Regions from separate parts of the Homo sapiens genome. Here region 1 is linked to region 2. Evidence: read pairs that join two places in POLR2A ChIA-PET (ENCODE). Cell type or tissue: MCF 10A. All regions are shown on one strand.

Evidence for each region. ChIA-PET counts read pairs that join two places held together with the same protein. Peaks named below come from ENCODE experiments on the same cell type or tissue, not always from the same donor. Only the 100,000 strongest peaks of a DNase experiment are listed, where the experiment ranks them.
Region 1: POLR2A ChIA-PET joins it to region 2 with 8 read pairs; 5 of 35 experiments call an interaction of 5 or more read pairs at or near these places.

The regions. Positions count from the first base shown.
Region 1 is chr3:187,112,187-187,114,686 of GRCh38, forward strand. No RefSeq gene overlaps it. Among named protein-coding and RNA genes, the nearest start is that of RPL39L, 26 kb to the right of the region's middle. In MCF 10A, a CTCF peak has its summit at 1,202 (motif pointing right); a DNase peak (open chromatin) is centred at 1,205.
Region 2 is chr3:187,061,577-187,064,076 of GRCh38, forward strand. All of the region lies in intron 5 of ST6GAL1 (ST6 beta-galactoside alpha-2,6-sialyltransferase 1), which reads left to right. Among named protein-coding and RNA genes, the nearest start is that of RPL39L, 77 kb to the right of the region's middle. In MCF 10A, no CTCF peak of the experiment used is centred here; DNase peaks (open chromatin) are centred at 1,115, 1,405 and 2,155.

The DNA.
Region 1 (2,500 bases), 51 kb after region 2:
AGACAGGGTTTCTCCATGTTGGTCAGGCTGGTTTCGAACTCCTGACCTCAGATGATCCACCTGCCTCAGCCTCCCAAAGTGCTAGGATTACAGGTGTGAGCTATTGCACCTGGCCTCTTTCCTTTTCTTTAACCACCCCCCTACCCTGGAGTTAATGATTACATTTTTTTGTTTGCTTAGTATTCTTTTGTAATATCACCAGTTTATCCCCAAATTCTGACACAGCTGTCAAACTTTTGTTGGTACAATTATTTATAAATATTAAATATTCTATAAGCTTCTTTTTAATCCTTCCTTCCTTTCTCTTTCTCTTTTCTCTTCTCTTTTCTTCTTCCTTCCTTCCTTCCTTCCTTCCTTCCTTCCTTCCTCTCTCTCTCTCTCTTTCTTTCGAGACAGAATCTCACTCTGTCGCACAGGCTGGAGTGCAGTGGCATGGTCTTGGCTCACTGTAACCTCTGCCTCCCTACCTCAAGCAATTCTCCCACCTCCGCCTCCTAAGTCGCTGGGACTACAGGTGTGTGCCACCACACCTGGCTAATTTTTGTATTTTCAGTAGAGACAGGGTTTTGTCACATTGGCCGGGCTGGTCTTGAACTCCTGACCTCAAGCGATCCGCCCGCTTTGGCCTCCCAAAGTGCTGGGATTACAGGCATGAGCCACCACGCCTGGCCTATAAGCTTCATTTTGGAGGGGAGTCTCTGGGGGCGCTGTCTCTCCTGAACTGGTGATCTCTAACCCTACATTAAACAAGTGTTCTCCTAGAACTTCATTTCATCATCATCTTAGGAATTTCCTTTGCTCCTCTGTGAATCTTGTTCCTTTTTCCCTCACACTGCTTCTTTCTTAGTTTACATCTCCTTGCTTTTGTGGGACATACCAGAACGTGGTTTTTAGAGAGAGAGGGCACATGGGAGGAGGCAGCAGGGTGAAGGTGGGAATGGATGGCTCAGAGGAAACATGCCATATAAGGAAATGTGAAGTTATCACCTGACAGTAATGCAAGGACACCGTGTTGTGTGCTCTTGGAGGTTCTTCCTTCAGAGACAATAAATTTCAACTATACTGGATTTGAAAGGTAAAGCCTTTAAGATAGAGCTTTATATTTTTTGGTGTGCATAACAGGCTTGGATATCTCCTGGAAGACACACTATTCCTCCCCCAAGTACCAAAACACAATCATTAAAGAAGCTGTACTTCACCACATTGACAGAAGAGGGCACCATTAAATGAAGAATCTTGTAAATTAGCCCACATCCACAAAAAGAATTACAAAAAATGGAATAAATCTATGCAAAGCTTCTTAAAGAAAGAGACTCAACACACCTCAAGTGATAAAAATTTTCCACCACTCCAAGGGAGGTAAATACAAAAATGACCATGAAGCAGAGGAAAACTGCAATGCTACACTCCAGACTCAAATAACCTCAAACAAGTATAGACATGTGAAAAGCTATACATATATATACATATATGTGTATATATGTATATATATGTATATATGTGTGTATATATGTATATATTTGAACCTCCCAGGTTCAAACATAAATTTTAGAACTATATTTATTTTTTGAACCTCCCAGGTTCAAGAGATTCTCCTGCCTTAGCCTCCCAAGTAGCTGGGATTACAGGTGGGCGCCATCACACCCAGGGAATTTTTGTATTTTTAGTAGAGACGGGGTTTCACCATGTTGTCCAGACTGGTCTCAAACTCCTAACCTCAAGTGATCCACCTGTCTTGGCCTCCCAGAGTGCTGGGATTACAGGCATGAGCCACTGCGCCTGGCCTGAAAAACTATCTTTAATCAGAAATTAAAATATAAATGGATTTAGAAAAAAATGGGAAGTAATGAACAGTGTGTTGATTGAACTCAGAAAGAAAATAAAAGAAAAAGAAAAATAATCTTAGGATTGAAACATAAATTTTAAGAGGGTACTTATATTGGTTTCCTAGGGCTATCTTAACAGATTACTATAAACTGAGAGCTTGAAACAATAGGAATTTATTTTCCCACAGTTCTGGAGGCCAGAGGTCTCAAATCAAGGGGCTGGCAGGGCTTGTTTCTTCCCGAGGCTCTGAGGGAAGGGTCTGCTCTATCTCTCCTTCATAGCTTCTGGGGGCTGCCAGCAATCCTTGTTGTTCTTTGGTTTATAGATGCGTCACTCTAATCTCCACCTTCCTTCCCACATTACCATCGTTTCTATGTGTCTTCTCTCCTTCTATTCTAAGGATACTTGGAATTGGAATTAGGGCTCAACCAGAAAACCTAGGATGATTTTATCTTGAGATACTTAATTACACCTGCAAAGACCCTTTTTCCAAATAAGATCATATTCCCAGGTTCTGAGTAGACATTTTTGGGGTGTGGGGGTGGGCGTGGTCATCATCACCTCGCTATAGCACCCAAAGGAGAATGTACTCAGATGGAAATTTAATATGGGCACTGAACAAAGGCAAACAAGCAAGAAAATGAAATGAAATAAAGAAGTGAAATGGGTCAGG
Region 2 (2,500 bases):
TAAATGATTTTTGATGAGTGTGTCAGGATCGTTCAATGAGGAAAAGACAGTCTTTTTAAGAAATGATACTGGGAAAACTGGCTATCCACATGCAAAAGAATAAAGTTGGACCCTTACCTAACACCAAAAATAAAAATTAACTCAAAATGGATCTATGACCTAAATGTAGACCAAAAACTATAAAACTCTTAGAAGACAACATAGGGCAAAAACTTTATGACATCAGATTTGGCAATGATTTCGTCATTATTACACCAAAGGCATACATACGTAACAAAGGAAAAAATATACAAGTTGGACTTTATGAAAATTAAAAATAATTGTATATCAAAAGATACTCTCAACAGAGTAAAAAGACACCACACATAATAGGAGAAAATATTTGCAAGTCATCTATCTGATAAGGGATTAATGTACAGAATATATAGAACACTCTTCAAACAACAATAAAAAAAATCAAATTACCCAATTTAAAAATAGGCAAAGGACTTGAATGGACGTTTCTCCAAGATATACAAATGGTTAGTAAGCACATGAAAAGAGACTCAACTCTTTTTTGCTAGGGAAATGCAACCCAAGAATACAACACAGCACCACCTCACCCCCATTAGGGTGGCTTCTATGATCAGAAATCGGAATCCGTGGGCACTGTTGATGGGAATGGAAAATGGTCAGCCACTGTGGAAAACAGTACGGCAGTGCCTCAAAAACTTAAAAATGGAATTACCGTGTAATCTAATAATCTTATTTATTGGCGTATATGTACAGAAATTGAAAGAAGGGTCTTGAAGAGATATTCATACCCCCATATTCAGACTACTCTTATTCACAATAGCTGGACTGCAGAAGGAACCCAAGTGTCTGTTGATGTTGAATGGATACACAAAAGCTGGTTTATACATACAATAAAATATTATTCTAAAAAAGGAAGAAAATACCGAGATTGGCTACAACATGGATGAACCCTGAAGACATTATGCCAAGTGAAATAAGCCAGTCACACACACACACACACACACACACACACACAAAATACTATATGAATGTGGTTGCCAGGGAATGTGAGGTGGGAGGGGGAATGGGGAGTTACTGTTTAATGAGTATAGAGTTTCAATTTTGCAAGACTGAAAAAGTTTTGGAGATGGTTTGTGGTGATAGTTGCACAACAATACAAATGTACTTAATATCACTGAACTGTACACTTAAAAATGGTTAAGATAGTCAATGTTATGTTATATGTATTTTAATACAATTTTTAAATTGGAAAAAATGTCAGTAGGGGAGACAGTCACAGAAGTACAAACACTGTATGATTCCACTTTATATGGAACACCTGGAGTAGAAACAAAGTAGAATGATGTTTGCCAAGGGCTAGGAGGAGAAAGGAATGTGGAATTGTTGTTTAATGAATACTGTGATTCATTTTGGGAAGCTGAAAAAGTTCTGGAGATGGTGGTGATAGTTACACAACAATAGGAATGTACTAAGCTGAATACTTAAAGTTGCTAAAATGGTCAATTTTATGTTATGTATATTTTAAAAGCTTTCTTTTAAATCAACAGGGAGAAACCAGTTGATAGAGGGAGAAAGTGAATATACTAAAAAGAGGAGAAAATGATTAGTTACCCACAACATGATGGTGGTGGAGCCAAAGCGTAGTGGAGGATGAACCCCAGCAGGCGGGAGTCAGAGGGAAGAAGGTGCGAGTGGTGTAGCTGGAGGCAGTCAGTATTAGAAGGATGAGAGGGCTTCTATTTTCTCTGCAAAGTGGCATGCAAGGCCAAGTCAGAAGGAGGCTGAGGGGGAAAGAGGTTTTAGTAGAGAAGGTTTGAACAAAGAGATTTATAATTGTCATTGAGGTGAGTGGGACCGTCAGTAAACCTGATGAATGGAGTAGGATTTCCAGGCCATGCTGGGCTACTTTGAGGTTGAAGAGAATGAATTTAGAGAGAAACCAATCTCTGTTTGATACATGGATGGTAGGATCTGGAGGTGAGCAGGCAGCAGCAAAGAGGAGAGGGGAGAGGGGAGGAGCCCTCCCTGAGCACTCTCTTGGACTGCGGAGGCTACCTACTCTCTGAGCACTTCTTCGTGATGATTCAGTCTTCCTCACTGTGAAGAACGAAACCCCAGTCCTGCAAAGATTTGAAACTGTATTTAAGGCCAAAGTAAGGTTGCCTGGGAATTAAGAGTACTGGAGTCAGGCAGGCTTTGATCAGATCCCTCCCCCAACACTTCCTGTGTGAGTGACTTCAGCAAGTTGCTTTACTTTACCTTTCTGAGCCTCATTTCCCTTACTTGTAACACAGAAATATGAATAGTTACTATCCAGGGTTTTTTTTTAGGATCAAAGGAGTTACTATGTGTGGAGCATGTCACCCAGAGGCTGGTATGCAGCAAGTGCTTTGTAAATAGTAGCGATGGGCACTACTGAAACCTGAATGTCTGCCTCTGCCTGTTTGCGAATGACTCCACCTTCCCAAATCCCAACAGGGAAGGT